Linked DNA regions of Homo sapiens: region 2 is linked to region 1. A link is a contact called in ENCODE Hi-C or POLR2A ChIA-PET data. All regions are on one chromosome and are shown on one strand. Each heading gives the region's core, a stretch centred on a gene start or an enhancer-like site at or near the end of the contact. The rest is flanking DNA. Distances are from core to core; before and after follow the strand shown.

Region 1 (5,462 bases), core at 11-2,510:
TTCCAATTTCTGGGTTCAAGCGATTCTCCTGCCTCAGCCTCCCAAGTAGCTGGGATTACAGGCGTGCATCATCATGCCCGGCTAATTTTTGTATTTTTAGTAGAGACGGGGTTTCGCCATGTTGCCCAGGCTGGTTTCAAACTCTTGACCTCAGGTGATCTGCCTGCCTGGGCCTCCCAAAGTGCTGGGATTACAGGCATCAGGCATGAGCCACAGCACCTGGCCTAGGCAGCATTTTATTATCCAGCAATCCCACACTAACCTGGTCATCTCAACCAAGGGTCCTTCTGACCCCATCACCCAGGGGGATATTTAGCAATGTCTGAAGATATTTTTGGTTATTACTACTTTAGGGGGAAGACACACTACTGGCATCAGATGAGTGGAAGCCAGGGATGCTTCTCAGTGTTGTTGGACAGTGCCCTAGAATAATCTGACCCCAAATATTATTTATTATTATTATTAGTATTATGTATTTATTCTTTTTTTTTTTTTTTTTTGAGACAGAGTCTCGCTCTGTCACCCAGGCTGGAATGCAGTGGCGAGATCTCGGCTCACCGCAACCTCCGCCTCCAGAAATCAAGTGATTCTCCTGCCTCGGCCTCCCAAGTAGCTGGGACTACAGGCGTGTGTCACCATGCCCGGCTAATTTTTATATTTCTTGTAGTAACGGGGTTTCACCATCTTGGTCAGGCTGGTCTCGAACTCCTGGCCTCAAGTGATTGCCCCGCCTGGGCCTCTCAAAGTGTTGGGATTACAGGCGTGAGCTACCAAGTCCAGCTGTGGCCCCAAATATTATTTTATTTTTATTTTTTTTGAGACGGAGTCTCGCTCTGTGGCCCAGGCTGGAGTGCAGTGGCACGATCTTGGCTCACTGCAAGCTCCGCGTCCCAGGTTCACGCCATTCTCCTGCCTCAGCCTCCCGAGTAGCTGGGACTACAGGCGTGTGTCACCACGCCCGGCTAATTTTTATGTTTCTTGTAGTAACGGGGTTTCACCATCTTGGTCAGGCTGGTCTCGAACTCCTGGCCTCAAGTGATTGCCCCGCCTGGGGTAGCTGCGTCACCACGCCCAGCTAATTTCTTGTATTTTTAGTAGTGACGGGGTTTCACCGTGTTAGCCAGGATGGTCTCGATCTTCTGATCTCATGATCCGCCCGCCTCGGCCTCCCAAAGTGCTGGGATTACAGGCGTGAGCCACCCGAATATTATTAATAGCAGGACTGAGATTGAGATCTGCTTTGGACCAAGCCCGTACATTTTTAGACCCTTCTTGGCTACAGTTAGTATTGCAAATGGCCACTAGAGGGCAGATCAGGCCACACAGGTGCCTGGGAAAAAATAAATAAATAAACACTCTGCTAAAGGAAGAAAATCTCTCCAAGTGGTCCCAACTTGCCTCTTTAGTCTCACCTCCTGTTCCTCCCAAAAGCCACGACAGGTAAACATCTCCTTGCCTTTCTCCCAAGTTCTCCAAGCTTTTTCTCTCTCCCAGGACCATACTGCTTCATTCTCTTAAGACTCAAGTTGAAAAGAAACGTCCCTGGCCAGGGGCGGTGGCTCACGCCTGTAATTCCAGCACTTTGGGAGGCCGAGGCGGGCGGATCGCCTGAGGTCGGGAGATCGAGACCAGCCTGACCAACATGGAGAAACCCTGTCTCTACTAAAAGTACAAAAATTAGCCGGGCGTGGTGGCGCATGCCTGTAATCCCAGCTACTCAGGAGGCTGAGGCAGGAGAATTGCTTGAACCCGGGAGGTGGAGGTTGTGGAGAGCCGAGATCGCACCACTGCACTCTAGCCTGGGCAACAAGAGTGAAATTCCATCCAAAAAAAAAAGAAGAAGGAAAGAAGGAAGGGAGGGAGGGACGGACGGAGGGAGAGAGGGAGGGAATAAAGAAAAGAAAAGAAAGAAGGAAAGAAAGAAAGAAGGAAAAAAAGAAAGAAGGAAGGAAGGAAGGAAGGAAGGAAGGAAGGAAGGAAGGAAGGAAGGAAGAGATCCCTGACTCTCCTCCGTGGAATTCAGTGAGCGACACGGTGTTCTTTTGTTCATACCCTGTCGCCCTTTCATGAAAATATTCTGTTTCCAGATCAACCTCCATTCATGGTGTAGGAGCTGCTGGGTCGGGGCACCCAGCCGCGGGGAGCTCAGACTCCGGGGACCCCCACCCACCTCTGCAAATGCACGCGGGAGGTGCAGAGATGTTTAGTGAGCAAACAGTGGCTGCAAACAGAAGGCAGGGAGGGGGTACCCAGGAAGCACTCCCATGATTCTATGTTTTAGCAAGAGTGTGTTAGTGAAGGTTTCTCCCCACATTCATGCCCAGATTTCATTTCAGAGTGAAGGCATTGGATTTCTGAATTGGTGAAGCATCTGCTCTCCAGCACAGCTGCCCGCCGCATGCAAAAAGCCACAGAAACCCCTGGGTTCTCCGAGGCATCTGCCTGGCACGCCGCCGGCCCTGCGCGGAGCAGGCACCAGGGGTCGCACAGGTGAGTCATACCTAGGGTCCTCGGCACCAGTGCCTGAAGAGGTTTTTCTGTGGAAACAAAACCAACGCCTTTGAGGACAGAGGGAACTTCATTAGACAGACCACTGGGCTCTGACACTTGGAGGCCACATGTGTCCGAGTAAGGGCACCCTGGCTTTGACCCTGGACCACTCGCTCCCATCACTTGCTAGACGGAGTGAGCTACATCTTCCCCAGCAGGTGCAGGGGTCCAGCAAGGGAAGGGGAAGAAATCAGAGAAAATTCTCCCCAGAGACGGCCTGCTGAGGTGGCCCTGGGATGTCAAACGTGACTACATGTGGACATCACAACTGACTCAGCCACTTCTCCAAGTCTGGCAGAATTTTTCTTTTCTTTCCCTTCTTTCTTCTTTCTCTCTCTCTTTCTGGTTTCTTTCCTCTTTCTCCTTTTCTTTTCTCTTTCTCTTTTCTCTCTCCCTCTCTCTCCTTCCTTCCTTCTTTCCTCTTTTACTTTCTTTCTCTCTTTTTCCCTCTTTCCTTCCTTCATTTGCTTTCTTTCTCTTTCCTTCCTTCTTTTTTTCATTTTCTTTCTCTTTCTTTTCTTTCTTTTCCTTTTTTCCTTCCTTCCTTCCCTCCTCTCTCCCTCCCTTGCCCCCTTCCTTTCTCTGTCCTTTCTTTCTCTCTTTCCTTTCTTTCTTTCTCTTTCTTTCTTTCTTTCTTTCTTTCTTTCTTTCTTTCTTTCTTTCTTTTTCTTTCTCTCTTCCTTCCTTCCTCTTTCCCTCCCTCCCTCCATTCCTTTCTTTCTTTCTTTTTTTCCCTTCCTTCCTTTTTGAGACAGGGTCTTGCTCTGTTGCCCAGGCTGGAGTGCAATGGTGCCATCATAGCTCACAGCAGCCTCCAACTCCTGTGCTCCAGCAATTCTCCCGCCTCAGCCTCCGGAGTAGCTGGGACTACAAGGCATGCACCAACATGTCTGGCTATTTTTTTTTTTTTTTTCCTTTTTTAGTAGAGATAGGGTCTCACTCTGTTGCTCAGGCTGGTCTCCACCTTTGGCCTCAACTGATTCTCCCACTTCGGCCTCCCAAAGTGCTGGGATTACACGAGTGAGCCACTGTGCCTAGCCAACATTTTGTTTGTAACAGGTGAAACAGTAACCACTTTGAAGCCTTGGCTGTCCCCCTGAACATTCTTTTGGACTCAGGGTCATAGGGGAAACATGCAACAAAAAAAGAAAAAGAAAAGAAAAAAAAAAAAGAGGATTCTTACACACTGGTGGTTCTGGGAGAAAAGTCTGCTCGGATGAATAGCATTGGTAAACATCTGAACAGATACTTTTAATTTTTTTTTAGAGACAGGGTCTCACTCTGTCACCCAGGCTGGAGCGCAGTGGCGCCATCATCGCTTATCGTAGCCTCCATCTCCTGGCCTCTTGTGATCCTTCTTTCTCAGCCTCCCCATGGGCTAGGAGTTCAGACATGCATTACCATGCCTGACTAATTTTTAAACTGTTTTTTTTTTTTTTTGGTAGCGATGGGGTCTCATTATGTTGCCCAGGCTGGCCTCAAGCAACCCTACCACCTCGGCTTCCCAACTAGCTGGGACCACAGGCTTACACCACTGCGCTCAGCTAAAGCCTCAATAATCACGGCCAGGCACGGTGGCTCACACCTATAATCCCAGCACTCTGGGAGGCCGAGGCAGGCAGATCACCTGAGGTCAGGGGTTAGAGACCAGCCTAGCCAACATGGCAAAACCCCGTCTCTACTAAAAATATAAAAATTAGCTGGGCGTGGTGCTGCGCACCTGTAGTCCCAGCTACTTGGGAGGCTGAGGCACAAGAATCACTCGAACCCGGAAAGGGTGAGCTGAAATCGCACCACCGCACTCCAGCCTGGACGATAGAGTGAGACTCTGTCAAAAAAAAAAAAAAAAGAGAGAGAGAGAAAAAAAAAAATGTTAATCGTCTAACGGAGTTTGTTTTGGAACTCACGTGGAGACCAGCTCAGGAGAGGTAAGAAAGGCAAATGCTGAGTTTTGTCCATTTTTCCCCTTTTGTGCGATTATTTGCTCTTCCTGATAAAATTCCCCTCGAAATTTCGAAACTGCAAGATCTCTTCCTCCACCCAGGAAAGGGCTCCATTCAGACTCCACCCACCCTTCTGCCGTCTCTGGGTCCCACTACCTCTCGGTCCCTAAGTAATGACCTTCCACCAACACCAAGCCAATTGGCACCCACTAAGAGAGCCCAGCGCCAAGTCCTGACCTGGGGACGAAAACCACGTTGTGCAGGTAATCCTCAAACGTCTTCCTAAACGAGGACTCCTCCAGCTCCTTCAGGATCTGAGAGTCTGTCTTTGGACAGGAGCAGCATTCGCCGGCCGAATCCTCATACTCACTCTGGTTGTGCTTCTGAGAATCTTCAGACTCGAATGGTGGAGACCAGGTCCTCGAGGGCAGCTTCAGCCCTGGAGAAAGAAACAGAAAAGGGGGGCTCAAGTCTCTGCGGCTGAACACACATACACACACACACACACCCCACACACACACACACCACACACACACACCACACACACACACACCACACACCCCCCCACACACACACACCACACACATCACACAACACACCACACATACACACACCACAAACACACAACCACACACACACACCACACACCACACACACCACACAACACACCACACATACACACACCACAAACACACAACCACACACACACCACACACACCACACACCACACACACGCACCACACACACACCATACACGCACCACACACACACTACATGCACACCTCACACACCACACCACACACCGCACACACACCACACAAATCACACACACACCACACACACCCACGCCACACACCACAGACCACACACCACACACCCCACACACACCATACACGCACCACACACACACCACATACACACTTCACACACACCACACACCACACAAATCACACACACCACCACACCCAC
Region 2 (6,022 bases), core at 3,071-5,570, 65 kb after region 1:
CGCCAAGAGCCAGGCGCAGTGGCTCACACCCGTAATCTCAGCACTTTAGGAGGCCGAGGCGGGTGGATCACCTGAGGTCAGGAGTTTGAGACCAGCCTGATCAACATGGGAAAACCCCATCTCTACTAAAAATACAAAAATTAGTCAGGTGTGGTGGTGTGTGACTGTAATCCCAGTTGCTCGGGAAGCTGAGGCAGGAGAATCGCTTGAACCCAGGAGGTGGAGGTTGCAGTGAGCCGAGATTGAGCCATTGCACTGCAGCCTGGTCAACAGAGACTCTGTCTCAAAAAAAAAAAAAAAAAAGTAAACAAGAGTGTCTCCTCTCCATAAACAAATTAACAGGAGAAACTCAGCCCCACTAAAACACACACAAATTTAGGAAATTGACAAAAACCTAAGAGCTGAGAAAATATGGGTTCTGGAGTCTCAGTGTTTGGCATCAAGTCATGGCTCCACTTTCTCCTCGCTGTGCGACTCCTGGAGGGGAACCTAGTGTGCCTGGTCCTCAGTTTCCCTGTCTGTAGAATGGGCTGGGAAAAACTATGCAGATTCTTGGAACCAGGGTGACACAAGCAAGGCACTGGCCTCTGGCATAAAAGTTAAGGCGTGCCAAAACCGTCTTCAAGATAAGTTATATATATAAATATATATGTATATATGGAGAGAGAGAGACAGAGACAGAGAGACAGAGAGAGACAGAGTCTTACTCTGTGGCCCAGGCTGGAGTGCAGTGGTACAGTCTCAGCTCACTGCAGCCTCTGCCTCGCGGTTTCAAGCAATTCTCCTGCCTCTGCCTCCCAAGTAGCTGGGATTACAGCCACCCACCACCATGCCCAGCTAATTATTATATTTTTAGTAGAGACAGGGTTTCACCATGTTGGCGAGGCTGGTCTCTAACTCCTGACCTCAAGTGATCCGTCCTCCCAAAGTACTGGGATTACAGGTGTTGATCAAACTGTTCTTGATACAATCAGGTAATTCCAGAAAAATTGTCCCCTTGGGGCCTGCTTGTTAGTTGGCTGGTTTGTTTGAAAGAGGATCTCGCTCAGCTGCATGGGCTGGAGTGCAGTAGCAAGTCACAGCTCACTGCAGCCTCGACTTCCTGGGCTTAAGCGATTCTCCCACCTCAGCCTCCCATGTAGCTGCGACTACAGGTGCATGTCACCATGCCCAGCTAATTTTTATATTTGTAGTAGAAATAGGCTCTTTCTGTATTGCCCAGGCTGGTTTTGAACTCCTGGCCTCGAGAATTCCTCCCACCTTGGCCTCTCTAAGCACCAAGATGACAGGTGCGAGGGAGGCACTGCGCTGTCTTATTTAGCAATAAGCTACATTCCATTTTCAGGAGGTGACGCTGTCATCCCACTGCCAGTACAATCCAGGTAAGGATTTCACTCCATCCTCTGTGTTTTCCAAAGGAGCCGGTATTTGAAAAGGACGTGCATTCCACCAAGCATTCTTAACGACCTGGGCCTTTGGGGTCAGGTAAGTTCCAGATTTTATTATTAGTAACAAATTAAATTGACTAACAACAAAAGAAAAGTGCACCATCAATGACCCCTCAGGAACCAAAACATGCACAATCCCATTGACACAGGGACAGAGTAAACTGCTCAACAGCTGACTCTACTCCCACAGACTGAAAGCTGCAGGGTCAGGGCCGGCAGCCGCGGAGAAGGAAGCTGTCCCCGTCAACACGGTCTGGAACAATCCACAACGCTTATCAGGGGAGATACCACAGGCAAGAGGGAACGAAAACACTTCTTCTGCCAAATAGAGCTTTGGAGGGAATATCGGTTTGTCTGGGGCAGGACTGGGTCACGGGCTACACGCCTTCTCCTTGTATTCTCACGAATTCAACACCTGGTAATGCCGGGGCCGTTTCCCAAGTCACAGACTCAGACTCTGGGGTGGATAATTCCCCCATCACTGTTATCTTAAAGTAGGGTTTCTCAGCCTCAGGACTGGTGGTATTCAGAGTCGGATCTTCATCTGGGGAGGGGCCGTCTTGTACATTGCAGGGTGCTGAGCAGTATCCCTGGCCTCCACCCACTCCATGTCAGGAGCATCTCCCCCCACCCCGACGTGTGACAACCACAGATGTCCCCAGAAATATCCAGACCCACCCTAGGGTGAGAACCACTTGGTGAGCGAGACTCTTGCCAGAGCCAGAGGGAAATCATCAAAGCCGATGGGGCTGAAATGGTTAAGTTGGTCCATCTGTCTGTCTGTTCATCAGGCCCTGATTTATAGCTTTGGGGGCTCCAGCACCCCATTCCCCTGGCTTCCCCACAGTCACACTGCCATTCCCCATCATCCCCGGGACCCAAGCCCTGCGATTCCCGCTCAGCTCCCACCTAGCAGACACATGTTGAATCGAATGCCCATTCATCTGTCCAAGATTTGCTGAGGGTCTGCCATGTTTTGGAGGCGCTTCAATAGCGACAAGACATCGTGGACCTTGACCTCATGGTGCTTCCAGTCTAGCAGGCAGGCAGGCAGAATCAGAGAGAAAATTTTTCTTTAAATTTATTTTTGGGTTTTTTTGAGATGGAGTTTCACTCTTGTTGCCCAGGCTGGAGTGCAATGGCATGATCTCGGCTCACTGCAAGCTCTACCTCCCGGGTTCAAGCGATTCTCCTGCCTCAGCCTCCCAAGTAGTTGGGACTACAGGCACCCACCCCCACGTCCTGCTAATTTTTTGTATTTTTAGTAAAGACGGGGCTTCACCATGTTGGCCAGGCTGGTCTCGAACTCCTGACCTCAGGTGATCCACCAACCTCAGCCTCCCAAAGTGCTGGGATTACAGGTGTGAGCTACTGTGTCCAGCCAGAGAGAAAGTTCCATCTGCTTCTGTACCACCCTCTAGCAGCCCTCTCCAGCCCCGCCCCCTCAGTGAATTCCTACAGCACACAAGGATCCCAGGCCAGCAATTAGAGTCCTTTTTCAGCTCTGTTTAAAATGTGAGGCTTAGAATAACAGTGAAGATGCTTTAAACCACTACAGGGGGCCGGGCGCGGTGGCTCACGCCTGTAATCCCAGCACTTTGGGAGGCCGAAGTGGGCGGATCACGAGGTCAGGAGATCGAGACCATCCTGGCTAACACGGTGAAACCCTGTCTCTACTAAAAATACAAAAATTAGCTGGGCGTGGTGGAGCACGTCTGTAGTCCCAGCTACTTGGCAGGCTGAGGCAGGAGAATCGCTTGAACCCGGGAGGCGGAGGTTGCAGTGAGCCAAGATCGCACCATTGCACTCCAGCCTGGGCTACAGAGCGACTCCATCTCAAAAAAAAAAAAAAAAAACAAACAAAAAACCCTACAGGGCACTGCAGGAACCCACCCTCCATAAAGTATGCAAAGAATTATTATGCAGCATTCACTTCCCCTTTGCTTCTCTCCCCCAAGGAATGCTCAAGATAAATTCTCTCTTGCAGGTCCTTTATTTATCAAGCCAAACAGCATCTCAGAGGGATAATTTATGCAACAAAGGTTGCAAATCATTTGCACATCTTCAAAGTATTATTGTCCATAGCCCAGTGCATGAGCGCCTCTAATTGTCTACAAAGAAAAGCAACACCTTCAACAACTCACGTCCAGCAGAGAAAGACTTCAGACAGGAAAAGTCAAATCACAAGTTAAAAAGTCAGAACTGGCTGGGCACAGTGGCTCACGCCTGTCATCCCAGCCCTTTGGGAGGCTGAGGCTGGTGAGTCACGAAGTCAGGAGTTCGAGACCAGCCTGACCAACATGGTGAAACCCCATCTCTAGTAAAGATACAAAAAATTAGCCAGGCGTGGTGGTGCACGCCTGCAATCTCAGCTACGCGGGAGGGCTGAGGCAGGAGAATCGCTTGAACCCGGGAGGCAGAGGTTTCAGTGAGCAGAGATTGTGCCATTGCACTCCAGGCTAGGTGACAGGGCAAGACTTTGTCTCAAAAAAAAAAAGGAAATGGGATACAGACACTTTAACTTCCCAAAACCCAGACAGGTTGGCTGTTAGCAACCTGGGCGAGAAGTCTATGAACCAGCTTCACAATAAATGCCTTTTAAGGATGGCTATGTGATGAAGGTGTTTTCTCTTTGTGATTAAACGCCTTACTCATCTGAAGGGGGAAATTCCATTTAAGAAGTGAACCAGGTATGAGAAGAGACATTTTCCCCAGAGGGAGGCAATGACCTCTTTCCTCCCTGGGGCTCGGAACTTGTTTCTTCACACGTCCTCCCAGAACTCTAGTTCTTATTCCCCCCTGTGCTGGCCCTCCATAAACATTTGCTGAACAAATAAACCCATGATGGAAGGCAAGAGAAACTTCAAGACAAGACGGCTAGGCCGCCGACTGCCTAACTGGAGGGAACCAGATGTTAGCATTAAAGTTAAAAGTTAAAAGCCTTCCCAAGGTCACCAAGCGAGGTCTCTCTAACCTGGCCTGAGGTCCTCATTCTTCTCTACCCTGTTTACCCAGGATGGAAAAATGACATTCTCTGCTGGTGGGCTGGTTGTCCACGTGAGAGATTTCAACACAGCGTTTGGAGGTTTTAAACCTCTATCATCGCTGCAGCCCAAGGAACAAAATCAGGGGCCAGGTATGCATTAGGGGATTTGCAAATGCTGTCTTATTTCATCCACTCAATGACCATAGAGGAAGATATGATGATGACTTATCCCTCTTTTTATAGATGAGGAAACAGAGATGTTCAGTAGTTCCAAAGTTCCTTCCCTTCCCTTTTTTTCTTCCCTCCCTCCCTCCTCCCTCCCCTCCCTCCCTTTCCTTCCTTCCCTCCCTCCTTCCTTCCTTCTTCCCTCCGTCCCCACCTCCTTCCTTCCTTCCTTGTTCCCTCCCTTTTTTTTCCTTCCTTCCTTCCCCTCTCCCTCCCTCCTTTCTTCCTTCCTTCTTCCCTGTCTTCCCAGCTTCTTTCTTTCTTCAGGGTCTGCTTCTGTTGCCCAGGCTGGAGTGCAGTGGTGCAATCATAGCTCACTACAGCCTCGACCCCTGGGCTCAATGGATCTTCCTGCCTCAGCCTCCCGAGTAGCTGGGGCTACAGGCACACGCCACTGTGCCTGGCTAAATTTTTATTTTTTGTAGACAAAGGTCATACAGCAAAGAAGTGGAAGAACTAGGATTCGAACCCAGGACCATGGGCTCTGAGTCTGTGCTTGTTCATGGAAGCACCAGCCAGTTCAGACACTCCCAGGCCTTGCCCAGATGGTCAAATGCTTCAAACAAGGACACCAGGGAAGGTCACTGTTCCTCGTATTTATGCCCCTTGTGTCACTGTCTATATCTGGGGTTAAGAATCACTCCAAAAACACCACAATGATCTCCCAGACTCTCAATTCCAGCAGAGCAGACAGCCGTCCCCACCACCACCCCCTCCACCCACTCAGTCCTCTCTCGGTTCCACTTCAGGATGACTCGAAAGACAGAAAAAGACTCAAAGCAAAATGCCTAAAGCTTGGAAACGCCAGCAGCCCCTGAAAACTACCGAGCTTCCTTTTCCTGTATTTATTTATTTATTTATTTATTTTTTTGAGATGGAGTCTTGCTCTGTCACCCAGGCTGGAGTGCAGTGGCATGATCTTGGCTCACTGCAACCTTCGCCTCCCGGGTTCAAGTGATTCTCCTGCCTCAGTCTCCCGAGTAGCTTGAATTACAGGCGCATGCCACCACGCCTGGCTAATTTTTGTAATTTTTAGTAGAGACAGGGTTTTACCATGTTGGCCTGGCTGGTCTCAAACTCCTGACCTCAGGTGATCCACTCACCTTGGCCTCCCAAAGTGCTGGGATTACAGGCGTGAGCCACCACACCCAACCCTGAGTCTCCTTTTCTGATAACATCCTTCATTTCTGCTTCCTTCTGCTTCCTTCTCTGAACATATTCGAATCACAAAGCCCCAGCTCTGTTGGGAAATTCCGACGGGAATTGAAACAGGTTCCTAATCTCATGGTCTCACCTGAGGGAAAAGTGGCTAAGAAGATGGAAGCAGGCTGGGCACGGTGGCTCACGCCTATAATCCCAGCAC

The links. Hi-C counts contacts between places; a loop is a spot of excess contacts on that map. ChIA-PET counts read pairs that join two places held with the same protein, here RNA polymerase II (POLR2A). Pooled maps may share reads with other maps.
Region 2: a pooled map shows a loop between it and region 1 (4-fold over the local background). The contact joins two enhancer-like sites. A Hi-C loop is called at or near these places in 1 of 37 single-sample maps with no recorded cell type and 5 of 50 pooled maps. POLR2A ChIA-PET finds 5 or more read pairs at or near these places in 6 of 52 experiments (CD4-positive, alpha-beta T cell, GM12878, Panc1 and 3 more).

Annotation. Positions count from the first base shown.
Region 1 is chr19:7,147,996-7,153,457 of GRCh38, forward strand. It overlaps INSR (insulin receptor), which reads right to left. Exons shown (of 22, transcript NM_000208.4): 10 at 4,731-4,932; 11 at 2,502-2,537. Among named protein-coding and RNA genes, the nearest start is that of ZNF557, 81 kb to the left of the region's middle. Within about 2 kb of position 1,261, at least 2 of the 41 ENCODE cell types and tissues checked have a DNase peak (open chromatin) inside an H3K27ac peak, as active enhancers do.
Region 2 is chr19:7,210,056-7,216,077 of GRCh38, forward strand. All of the region lies in intron 2 of INSR (insulin receptor), which reads right to left. Among named protein-coding and RNA genes, the nearest start is that of INSR, 81 kb to the right of the region's middle. RefSeq lists enhancers at 2,511-3,057, 3,058-3,603. Within about 2 kb of position 4,321, at least 2 of the 41 ENCODE cell types and tissues checked have a DNase peak (open chromatin) inside an H3K27ac peak, as active enhancers do.